Regions from separate parts of the Homo sapiens genome. Here all the other regions are linked to region 1. Evidence: chromatin contacts called from ENCODE Hi-C or POLR2A ChIA-PET data. All regions are on one chromosome and are shown on one strand. The core of a region is the stretch at or near the end of the contact, and the rest is flanking DNA. Distances in the headings are between cores, read along the strand shown. Region 1 has its middle 26 kb from the start of ERVE-5. Region 2 has its middle 82 kb from the start of LINC00906. Region 3 has its middle 210 kb from the start of ERVE-5. Region 4 has its middle 130 kb from the start of ERVE-5.

The links. Hi-C counts contacts between places; a loop is a spot of excess contacts on that map. ChIA-PET counts read pairs that join two places held with the same protein, here RNA polymerase II (POLR2A). Pooled maps may share reads with other maps.
Region 2: a loop to region 1 is called in a pooled map, with 9 times the contacts of the local background. The contact joins two enhancer-like sites. A Hi-C loop is called at or near these places in 1 of 168 maps with a recorded cell type or tissue (K562), 8 of 37 single-sample maps with no recorded cell type and 8 of 50 pooled maps.
Region 3: a loop to region 1 is called in a map of naive thymus-derived CD4-positive, alpha-beta T cell, with 4 times the contacts of the local background. The contact joins two enhancer-like sites. A Hi-C loop is called at or near these places in 1 of 168 maps with a recorded cell type or tissue (naive thymus-derived CD4-positive, alpha-beta T cell), 5 of 37 single-sample maps with no recorded cell type and 3 of 50 pooled maps. POLR2A ChIA-PET finds 5 or more read pairs at or near these places in 1 of 52 experiments (HEK293).
Region 4: a loop to region 1 is called in a map of Jurkat, with 3 times the contacts of the local background. The contact joins two enhancer-like sites. A Hi-C loop is called at or near these places in 6 of 168 maps with a recorded cell type or tissue (GM11168, Jurkat, K562 and 2 more) and 3 of 50 pooled maps. POLR2A ChIA-PET finds 5 or more read pairs at or near these places in 2 of 52 experiments (H1 and HEK293).

What each region holds. Positions count from the first base shown.
Region 1 is chr19:28,631,311-28,634,235 of GRCh38, reverse strand. It overlaps the pseudogene LOC100420587. Among named protein-coding and RNA genes, the nearest start is that of ERVE-5, 26 kb to the right of the region's middle. RefSeq lists a silencer at 260-554. Within about 2 kb of position 1,400, at least 2 of the 41 ENCODE cell types and tissues checked have a DNase peak (open chromatin) inside an H3K27ac peak, as active enhancers do.
Region 2 is chr19:28,881,638-28,884,562 of GRCh38, reverse strand. No RefSeq gene overlaps it. Among named protein-coding and RNA genes, the nearest start is that of LINC00906, 82 kb to the left of the region's middle. RefSeq lists enhancers at 746-1,495, 2,246-2,925. Within about 2 kb of position 1,507, at least 5 of the 41 ENCODE cell types and tissues checked have a DNase peak (open chromatin) inside an H3K27ac peak, as active enhancers do.
Region 3 is chr19:28,392,836-28,395,760 of GRCh38, reverse strand. No RefSeq gene overlaps it. Among named protein-coding and RNA genes, the nearest start is that of ERVE-5, 210 kb to the left of the region's middle. Within about 2 kb of position 1,545, at least 2 of the 41 ENCODE cell types and tissues checked have a DNase peak (open chromatin) inside an H3K27ac peak, as active enhancers do.
Region 4 is chr19:28,479,824-28,482,748 of GRCh38, reverse strand. It overlaps the pseudogene LOC100420587. Among named protein-coding and RNA genes, the nearest start is that of ERVE-5, 130 kb to the left of the region's middle. Within about 2 kb of position 1,393, at least 6 of the 41 ENCODE cell types and tissues checked have a DNase peak (open chromatin) inside an H3K27ac peak, as active enhancers do.

The DNA.
Region 1 (2,925 bases), core at 151-2,650:
GTATATTTCTAGAGAGCTAATATGATCCTTTAGTCATGTCACAACATTCAGATTTTTTCATGATGCCAGAATTCTTATGCTGATTCTTTCTCATCTGGAGCAGCTGCTCACAGAAAACCACTCTTATTTTTGAATTTATTTTTGTTCAGATGGGATTTTTTTTTTCTTATTTGTTTTTTCTTTCTCCATCCCTCCCTTTCCCTAGGGAGTGACTGTGGAGTACGTTGTGTTGCTAAAGCTTTGCTTCTATAGCCCACGCACTTCCATTGGCCAGGCTTTATATTTGGCTGTGCAGTTCAACCTGCAGGCCAGTAGATGGCGCTGACGGGTAAGAGCCAGCTTGTGGCACAGCAGATGGGTAGGTACTTGGTCTTTGTTTACTGGGAGGTGCTCTCTGTTGCTTCTGGTGATGGGCTGGACAGTGAAGTGCCTGGTGCCCTGAGTTTTCTGTTCAGCAGGGAGTGGGTAGAGCTGGGCAGAGCTGGACCCCCTGGCTTGCCCACAAATACTCCAATGCCAAGTATAGGCACCAAGCCTTGTGGAGATGGCTTTGGGAGCTCCCAGTGACATGTGCTGAGGTCTCTACATCGGGTGAAGGGGCTGCACTAGCTCCATGCGCTAGATAGGCAGGAAAGTGATCTATTCCCAATCACACCAGTCCTGGAACTCGTGACTCTCAGTTCAGATCCTCACTGTTGTCTACATCCAAGCCACAGTGGGTTGAGAGCTGTGGAACACACCTGTCTTGAGACTCTCCACAGGAGTGGTTTTGGGGCAGAACCTTTTCAGCGTATGGCTCTCTTTCCTTTGATGTGGTAATGATGTTGCATTGTCAGGGCCAGGGGATACACTCTGCCTTTCAGCCCCTGTGGATGGGTATCAGTTGTGGTGGTGTCAACTGGTTGGGCTGGCCTGACCTCAGGCCCTGGGAAAAGTGGTTAGGTGCCAGCACTGTTGGATTGGTCTACATAGCGCCCCAGTTCTCAGGCCCTTAGACGGCCTACCGGACAGAGAGTATGGGTCCTTAAAACCCATTTATGCCTAGTGTTCCATTACTGGAATACTAAGCATGTGGGACTTATTTATATCCCACTGCTCAAGATCATCGCCAAGGTCTGATTGGAAAAATTTAAAAAATTGCAACCTCAGGCATAAATGGGTTAAGGGGCTGGACTGGGGTTGGGGCACCCTAGACTTCAGGAGCTGGCTGTGATGGGGAAGGGGCTGGCTGGTCCCTGAGAGGCTGATAGAACCCTCAGGCAGGGGACAGACAGAAGGCCCAGGTGGTGGGAGCCTGAGGGCAGCACAGGCCTGTGGGGACTGGGCTCTCAGAAGAGCTGTGGTTGCAGCGGAAATGCTCAGGCAGGAGCCAGGTGGCCTTTCACTGGGGGAAGGGAGGGCCCCTCAGGGCACTGGAGATTGGCACCTGGGGGGCACATGACCTACTCACACTTTGCTCCTGCAGAAGCAGTTCTGGATTTTGTTCTTGGGGTCATGCAGAGGTCCCAGGCCTCCTCACTCTCTCCCTGGCCTGGGAGTCGGGGTCTCAGAGAAACACCTAGCCAAGGCCAGTGTTTCTGCAGGGGTGGGTCAACTGTACAGGGGGCCTGCAACAGGTAAGCCCCATTTCGCAGGAAGCAGCCGAGGCCGGGAGTAGTGTGGTGTGTGGTCTGGCAGCTCCTCTGCACAGCAGCTGTGCTGTCTCTCCTGGGGGTGTGCAAAGAGCCTCGCCTCCCTCCTTGGCATGGCAGCTGGCACCAGGCTGACTGTGGGATTCCAGGTGGGCTTGAGCGGTGCCTCTGCAAAGTTTCTGGGTGGCTCTGTGTTCAGCTGGAGGCCTAAGGAGGATTATGGGGGCTCTCCTGTGGCTAGGATTGTAAAAGTCTGTGATGGAGAGGTGGGTCCCGGAGCCTCTCACCTCATTCACCCCTTCCTTGGAGTAAGAGCCTCTCTTCACTCCACACCGTCCCAGCTCCGCAGGCTGCCTGGCTCCACTGTTCCCTGCTTTCCTTGGGTCCCATTGGTTCTCTGGTGAATCCGAGCATGCTCTCTTAAGATGATCTATGTGAAGTGTGAGGATTTACTTGCCATTGTGGTTCCTGTCTGTGAGAGAGGCATGGGCTTGCTGCTTCTAGTCAGCCATTTTGAACTAAAACCTCAACAACTTTTTTGATTCCTCATTTGAGTGAAATCGCATGGTAGTTGTCTTTCTGTGCCTGGCTTATCTCACTTAACGTAACTTCCTCTAGGTTCATCCATGTTCTCACAAGTGACAGAATTATCCTTTTTTAAAAGCTGAATAGTATTCCATTATACATAAATGTATGTGTGTGTGTGTATATATATGTGTGTGTATATATATATGTGTGTGTGTGTGTGTGTGTGTATATATATATATATATCTCAATCTCACATGTGCTCTATCCACTCATCCACTGATGGACACTTAGATTGATGCCATATCATGATTATTGTGAATACTGCTGCAAAGAACATGAGAGTGCACATGTTTTATTGACATACCAATTTCATTTCCTTTTGATATATACTGTTGAAGTCAAATAAACTATAGAGATGAATCTCTGACATGAACATGTTTTGTTTAGGAAAAATTGCAATTGGGAAGATATACACAGACTGGGTGGTCTTTGGTGTATCCAAAGAACAAAGAGAAGGTCGGAAGTTTTATAACAAGGAGAAATGTTATGTATTTGTTTTTCAAGAAAGTTCGTGGCACTTGTAAAGTTCTGGGGAGCAAGAAAGCTCTGATTGGTGAGTGGTGGTGATGGTAAAACTAGTCCTAGATTTGCAGCAGGTTGTGTCAGTAGCTATTAGATAAAACTGGCTTCAGGTTACTACAGGCAATTTCACAGCCAGGCTTGCAAATAATTATATTCTTGGAGCGGTGTTATGTACCCTGAGTGT
Region 2 (2,925 bases), core at 258-2,757, 250 kb before region 1:
GGAGGCCTTTATCCAATGTGAATTAATGCAGAAATAGAAAACCAAGTCCCGCATGTTCTTCTTTATAAATGGGAGCTAAATGATAAGAACCAATGGGCACAAAGAGGGGAACAACAGACACCGAGGCCTGCTTGAGGGTGGAAGGTGGGAGGAGAGAGAGGATCAGGAAAAATGTCTACAGAGTACTATGCCCATTATCTGAAATAATCTGTACATCGAACCTCCATGACACACAGTTTACCTATATAACTAACTTGCACATGTGCCCTTGATCCTAAAATAAAAGTTAAAAATAATCACACAAAAAATACAATAAATAATAAAATAAAAGAGCCAGGCACCTCTCTTGCTCCCTGTTTCGCTCTGTGAGATGCCGGCTTTACTTCCCTTCTGCCATGAGTAAAAGCTTCCTGAGGCCTCCCCAGAAGCAGATGAGGGCACCACGCTTACTGTACACCCTGCAGAACCATGGCCAATTATACATTTTTTTGATAAATTGCCCAGTCTCAGATATTTCTTTATGGCAACACAAAACAGACTCATGTGGCATCCCACGAGGTTTTGCAGAAAAGAGAAGGAAAGAGAGGAGGGCTGGAAATTGACAGGTTGTCCCAGGCAAAGGGGTGGGCAAAGAGATACATTCATAGGGGAAGGTGAGCGAATGAGCTGATTAGTGGGGTTGGAGAAAGGGGTGCTTCAGGCAGTGATAGGCAGACAGGATGCTGTCATCTTAGAATATGCGTGCACACACACGCAAACACACACACTTACCCCTCCGGTAGCATGCAAGCTGGCGTCACCCTGGCTTAACAGTAGATCCCAGGAGCACAGAAGCTGCCTTCACCCCAAGGAGCACAGCTTCTCACCTCCGTGCTCTTTCATTGCAATTCCCTGCCTTCCAGCAAGTGTCCGATGCCTGCTTAACATTATGCGAGGCAGGCTGTCAGTGAGAGAGGCTCAAGCCTGCTGCAGGGACTGCCTCTCAGGAAAGAGAAAACAAAGCCAGAGCCTTAAAAATAGAGCTGTCCACTGATGGAATTCTCTCCTGCTGCCATGACCAAATATTTGGTCACAAGGGAAGCGGCTGATCAGACACACTCCCAGCAAGGTCACGAGGTGCTCAGAGAACACACACTGAGGCAGGCTGCTGGCACGGCTCCCCTCGCCCCTGGACCCTCGAGGTCCCCAAAAGAGAGGGAGGGAGGGCCGCTCCAGTGCCAATCTGTAACCACAAAGCATGCCTTTGCTCTTATGATGCTGGAGACCAGCCTAGCCCTGAAGTCAGCTGCTTGCACAGACAACATTCATTCATTCAGACACAAATGAGATCAGTTCTTATCCAAATCACAGGTCAATAGGATTTGGGAAGCTGCAGAGTCCTAGAGATTACATTATTTTAAAGACTGCAGAGTTCAATACAGCGAGATTCAAAACAGAGGGAGGATTTTGTTGTCATACAGATGTCCACCCCTCCCCACACCGCACCGTGACGCCTGCCTGCTCCAGTTCTCCTGGTGTGTGGCTTCCCACTGTTCACTTCCCAGGCAGCTTGTCTGGATCTCTTGCAAGAGCAGGGCCTGGAGCCTGGTGACCTTAGCTGCCGCAGGGCCCAGCACACAGTCGGGGCTCCATGAAACCCCAGGAGGAAGGGATGGAGAGGGAAGGAGGCCATGTGTCCCAAAGGGGAACCCTGGGGGAGTGGTCCTTTCCTATCTGCCACTGGTGCCTGGAAAAGAGAGAGTAGAAAATCCCAGCCCCAGCTGGCACATTGCTCTGAGCCCAGGGCCTGTCCCTCCAGGAAGACAGTGCGGCCACCATTGGCCCACGGGCACTGCCTCAGCTGAGGCCCCTTCTAGCTCTCTGTCTTCTTCTTTGGAAGCCCCCGCGGACCCTGCCTCACACTGTTCTGGGCGCGTCTGTTCCCTGTGGGTATTTGCCTTCTGAGGTTGCAGCCACAGGGGCAGGGCAGCAGAACAGCAGGATCCCACCCACATGTATTGAACTGAGCTGATTTGTCACTTTGTAAAAAGCTTGTTTCAGGTAGGCATGGTGTTGGGCCTGTGGTCCCAGCTACTTGGGAGGCTGAGGCAGGAGGATCACTTGAGTCCAAGAAATGGAGGCTGTGGTGAGTCATGATTGCACCACTGCACTCCAGTCTGGGCCACAGAGTGGGACTCTTGTCTTTAAAAGAAAAAAAGATGTAAAAGCCTAGTGCATTGATAGGTTAGGTAGCCCCCAAATTCGTTTCTTGAGACAGAGTCTCGCTCTGTCACCCAGGCTGGAGTGCAGTGGCGTGATCTTGGTTCATTGCCACCTCCACCTGCTGGGTTCAACCGATTCTTCTGCCTCAGCCTCCTGAGTAGCTGGGATTACAGGTGCTTACTACCATGTCCAGCTAATTTTTGTATTTTTAGTAGAGATGAGGTTTTACCATGTTGGCCAGGCTGGTCTCGAACTCCTGACCTCAGGTGACCCGGCCACCTTGGCCTTCCAAAGTGCTGGGATTACAGGCATAAGCCACTAAGCCCAGCCCCAAATTCTGTTTTAAACACAAGCTAGAGTCAATGTCCACACTGGAAGTCATTTTCAAGGGGGAGATCAGAAAGCAGCCGGGGAAGTGGCTACTTTGAAGCAAAGTGACTGACATTTTAGAGCAATTAATAACTGTGTTTCCCCAGAGACAAGCCGCGGGTGCGGGGAGCGGAAGTCGCTCCTCTCATTGTTCCTCCTGTGCTTGGGCAGTGGGCTGGAACCCTCTGGGCAGCTTCTCAACTCAGCATGTCTTGCTGATCTATTAAGTTGAACATTAATCATTAGTAGAGCTCATCTTCTTTCCCTGAATTTAATTTCATTAGTTATACTTTCTTTCCCTATTAGAACAGTCTCTGACGCATTTGCTTAGAAGGCAAATGGGCACCGGCCCTG
Region 3 (2,925 bases), core at 296-2,795, 240 kb after region 1:
ATGTTGTCCAGGATGGTCTCGAATTCTTGGCTCAAGCAATCCTCCCACCTCAGCCTCCCAAAGCTTTGGGATTACAGGCATGAGCCACTGCACCTGGCCCCATCTCACTCTTCTATTCCCTTACCTGTGTTTCCTGGGATCACCTTCCAGATACTTTTTTTTTTTTTTCTGAGACAGAGTCTTGCTCTGTTGCTCAGGCTGGGGTACAGTGGTGCGATCTCAGCTCACTGCAACCTCTGCCTCCTGGGTTCTGAGATTACAGGCGCCTGCCACCACACCCAGCTAATTTTTGTATTTTTAGTAGAGGCAGGATTTCACCATTTTGGTAAGGCTCGTCTTGAACTCCTGACCTCAAGCAATCCACCTGCCTTGGCCTCCCGAAGTGCTGGGATTACAGGTGTGAGCCATTGCGCCTGGGCCCAGATACATTTTTTATTCATGAATTTTTGTTTCAGGATCTGTTTCTTAGAGAATGAGAGAGAAAAATGGCATCAGGAGTCATGGAGCCTCCAGGCTGGGTCTTGCTCTGGTGAGAAAGCACAGGACCGGGGTGGATTTCTGAAATCCAGGCAGTGCTCCGCACCAGGCGCGTAACAGACAGGTCTCCATGGAAAATAGTTCAAATGTTGGGCTTAAGGTTCAGCAAATTACATACAAAGTCTTCTTAAGGCCCCTTATGGAATTTGCTTTATGAGACGGGAAGATCTTTGCTCTGAAGGAGTGAACCGTGTGACTCCAGTCACCTTGCTGAGGGGATGTACTCCTCACGATTTATGGGACCTGATCTGTTTTTCATGGCATCAGGGCAGAGGAGCCATAAGGGGAAGTCCTGTGTGCTGACAGACCAAGCACACCCACTGGTGAGGCTCAGCCAAGTGCTTAACTTTAACCACTGATTAAATTTCCTTCTGTCACCTGCTCGTTGAGGCTCTGCTCTGTGCATTGCACTGTGTGGATCATAGAGGAGAAAAGGGAGATGAGACAAAGGACCAGCCCTGCAAGGGCTTATCATTTTCTGGAGTCTGAGAAAATTCTGGGAGCAAAATGCTTAACTGGAAGTCAGAAAACTTGAGATCTTGTACCTTGTCTTTTGCTGCATGATTTTAAGAAAGTTACTCCCCCTCTCTGAGTCATAAATTTCCATATGAAAAAGGAGGTGAGAGGATAGATGAACTCTAATTTCTCTCCCAACTCTGATTTCCTAGTCTTATATTTTGAAGGAACATTTAACTTTGTTCCTGAAGTTTTGGTAATTTGAGTCTGTAAGATAAATGTAATGCACAGATTACCAGGGGAAAAAGGTGTAAACATTTTATTAGCATTCATATGGGCTTGGGAGTCATACAAAATATAAAGACTCAAACAAATGTCAAGATGGTTGATGCTTTTAGCCCTCTTGAATATACAGAAAATAGGGGCTTGGATCATGGCAAAAAGGATACGGGAGAGAGAGAAGAGGAGAAGAGGCCTGGTTAGCAGAGGCAGTCTTGGTACACAGCTGGAGCCTCTCAGGTGGCAGCCCTCAAAGGGGGTGGGTGGCAGCTTCTGGTAAATGTTTCTCTGCAAGACCTTTAAAGGTGTCAGCCTCTCAGTTAATCTTTCCTGGACCTTGACAAGGAGGACTTCGGAGAAAGCCTTTCACATCTGTTGTTTACTTCCCTTTATTTCCTCTGCAGGTGCAAATCTGCCCCACAAAAGACAGCTTTGCAGGGCTCCTTGTGTTTGCAGGCCCTCTGAACAGCCAGCTCAGAATATGCCTAAGACACATATTTTGGGGTGAAGTATTTTGGTTTTGTGATATCACATAATTCAAACTTAAAATAATTTAAACTTAAAGTTATTGGAATTTTACCTTATTCTGAGCCTTGTGAGGAACATGGCTATGCAGCAGAGTCACGTGGAATGCAGCTGCGGCTTCCGCTTTTTTCTGCTCGTAAATAATTATAACCCAACAGTGTCAAGACCCCCTTAGGTCACTAACCCTCTTCCTGGAGTGGAGTCATCTTCCTTGGAATGGAACAATATGTGACTGATCAGTTTGCTCCAGCTCTGCCCTGTTATCCTGTGGAAAGTGTCCTGATCTCACCGATGTTTCTGTCTCTGGCTTTAGAAGTGAAACAAACACCAGCTCTCCCTATTCATTTGGGGTCGGCGTCTCCCAGACGGGCATCCTCAAGCTGTGTGCCCAAATAAACTCCACCCTTAATCATATCTTCTGAACTTCATTCTTTAAGGTTGGCAGTTGCCTTTAATCTCTTAGCAACATTTTGTATATTCTGGATTCTAGAGATGAGGCCTCAACATAAAGTTTAAAAGGTAGTAAAAAAAGCTTTTATATTTGTATTCTATGACACAGTCACTGAGGTAACATATTTAAGGTTTATATGATTTTAAATATAGGTACCCTAATATTAAATATTATCATCATTCACAGATAAGTTGATCAAAATCTGTTGATGGGTATTTAGATTTTTCTAATTGTTTTACTATTACTTCACTGCAATAAACATCCAATTGGATATATATTTAATTAATTAGTTAAGTAATTAATTTGTTTATTTTAGAGATGGGGTCTTGCTATGTTGCCCAGCTTGATTCACACTCCTGGGCTCAAGCAATCCTCCAACCTCAGCCTCCTCTGAGGAGCTGGGGCTATGGGTGCTCACCACCATGCCTGGGCTTTTTTTTTTTCTTTTTTTTTTTTTTTTTTTTTTTGAGACATAATCTCACTCTGTAGCCCAGGCTGGAGTGCAGTGGCGCAATCTCGGCTCACTGCAACCTCCGCCCCCCAGGTTCAAGTGATTCTCCTGCCTCAGCCTCCCGAATAGCTGGGATTACAAGTGGGTGCCACCAGGCCGGGCTAATTTTTGTCGTTTTCGTAGAGATGAGGTTTCACCATATTGGCCAGGCTGGTCTCCAACTACT
Region 4 (2,925 bases), core at 144-2,643, 150 kb after region 1:
CCTTGCCCCCTAAGTGTGTCAAAAATTACTGCTGGTTGTGTGTGTGATGATTTTTTTACACATTTTAATAGTTATATATTTACTTTAAAGTGAATTTAAATATATACAAAATATACATCTATGATTTTTTTTTTTTTTAGGATTTTTGCTCCCTCATTCAGCTAAATCCAGGTTCTTGTCTCATGACCAGAAAAAAATGAGTCACACAGACACATTGAAGGGTGAGGAGGGTGGAATTTATTAAGCAAAAGGAAAGCTCCCAGCAAAGACAGGGGCTCTCCAAGCAGGTTTTCCCTTCACAGTTGAATGCCAGGGCTGCTGCACAGGAGGTGAAGAGGCCCAGGCTCCTCCCCTGCATAAGACGTGAATTCCTGGTGGCTCCACCCATTCTCCTAGAACACAGGTGGGCATGCCCAGGCAAGCCATAGGTAGTATCGGAAAAGGCAACATTTGATTGGTTGAAAGGCATTATTCAGAAAGAATCAATCAGGAAAGGGCAGGCAAACGGAGGCAGAAGTTCTCCTTCTGGGTCACGGGTTTCATCCAAAACCAGCGGTCCCGTCTTTCAGTCCTTAGCCTGTTTTAGACTTGAAGGTGGGTTTCACTGGGGACCCTTCTCTATCTGTCTAGGCATTTGGCTGCCTCCTACCTCTATCACTATAACTTAATTTTTTTTCATAAAACTTATAACCTTTTTATTGAGCCAAATCTTTAGAAAGTAGTTTTACTTAAAGTCAAGTTAAAACTGTTTAAGGTAAATAATAGTAGAAGAGACACAAAGATAGGGATGCAATTTGGAAGGTGGATTGCAGGTGGCCGAAATGCCTAACAAGCCCCACTTCCTTGACTCAGCTGTGTGGCCTTGGGCAAATTATTTAACTTCTCTGTTTCAGTTACCAACCTTTGGAAACACTGGACTATCAGATATTGCATTCCTCCCAAGTGGTAGGCCATGTTATGTTTGGCAGTCCCCAGATGCACCTAGAACCCAGCCTGTCACTGAGGTTCCCCAGTAACAGGTTTGATTAGGGAGAGATGTGGGAGCAGAAAGGACTGACCTGGCTGTGTCCTCAACCCGCAGAGCTGCCTGGGGGAACACACTGCAGCTGGGCCTTCCTCTGCCACACACCTTTCTCTGCCCCCAACTTATACACAGCGTCTGAGTGAAGCTAGGGCCACTACACATGTATGTCCTTCCTCTCAGGCCGCTATCTGGGGACCTACCTTCCCTGCTTGCTGCTCTGTCGTGGCCCACAACTGTGCCTCTTATTTTTGTCTGAGAGTGACCCATCTCATCTCTATAAATAAAAAGGTGATAGAGAGTGGCAGGTTTGTAGACCACGGTGCCAGCCTGGTGTAGCCTCTGCGACTTTAGACATGGAACACAGCCAGCCAGCACTGCTACCAGCTGTGTCACATGAGGAAGTTACCCGTCCCACTAAGCATTGCTTTCCAGGAAACAGGAACCCAGAATGGACCTTCAACTAGCTGTGGATCAGTGTCTTCTTACATGGTCACCAGCACTGAACACAGAATTTTAAAATCTTGACTAATCTGATATTATCCTACTTACAATGTTTTATGTTAGTGTGGTTGATTATTTTCCTCATGTGCTTATCACTTTCATTTTCTTCTGCTTTGTGAATCATTTTTGTACTTTGACTCTCTCCCCTGCAATTGGTAATGTTAGAGTATTTCTGTTTGCTTTGTAATCATTTTTTTTCTTTTAGAAAAAAGTATTTAAAAAGTTCTTCTTGGCCAGGCATGGTGGCTCATGCCTATAATCCCAAAACTTTGAGAAGCCAAGGCAAAAGGATCACTTGACCCCAGGAGTTCAAGACCAACCTGGGCAACACAGTGAGATCCCATCTCTGAAAGATTTTTTTTAAAAATTAGCTGGGTAGGGTGGCCTGCGCCTGTAGTCCCAGCTACTTGGGAGGCTGAGGCAAGAGGATGGCTTGAGCAGGAGGTTGAGGCTGCAGTGAGCCATGATTGTGCCACTGCATTCCCACCTGGGTGACCCTGTCCCTAAGAAAAGTAAAATATGGGCCGAGTGTGGTGGCTTATCTGAAATCCCAGCACTCTGGGAGGCTGAGACTGGCAGATCATCTGAGGTCGGGAGTTCGAGACAAGCCTGCCCAACATGGTGAAACCCGGTCTCTACTAAAAATACAAAAATTAGCCAGGCATGGTGGCGCACACCTATAATCCCAGCTACTCAGGAGGCTGAGGCAGGAGAATCACTTGAGCCTGGGAGGCAGAGGCAGCAGTGAGCTGAGATTGCATCACTGCACTCCAGCCTGGGCAACAAGAGCAAAACTCCATCTCAAAAAAAAAAAAAAAAAGTAAAATATGTATCCACAAATTTAAATTATAAACAACTTAAAACAAGTTCTGCTTAACATGGCTTCTGGACATGTGCACAGATAGTAGCTGATTTATGTGCTTGTCTCTATTGGCTCTGTCATTGCTGAGTCTGTTTTTATTGAATAACTTTTATTGTAGTTATTTTAGTTATATTTCTCTTTTATATGCCTATGTAGTAGTTTTTCCTACTTTTTTACTTTTTATTTTTTGAGATGGAGTCTCACTCTGTCACCTAGGCTGGAGTGCAGTGGTACGATCTTGGCTCACTGCAACCTCCGCCTCCCCAGTTCAATTGATTCTCCTGCCTCAGCTTCATGAGTAGCTGGCATTACAGGCGCCTGCCACCACACCCAGCTCATTTTTTGTATTTTTAGTAGAGATGGGGTTTCACTATGTTAGCCAGCATTGTCTCAATCTCCTGACCTCATGATCTGCCCACCTCGGCCTCCCAAAGTGCTGGAATTACAGGTGTGAGCCACAGCACCCAGTCCTACATTTTATTATAAAAAAAAATTTAAGACATATACCTACCACCTTGATTCTGCAATTCACATTTTA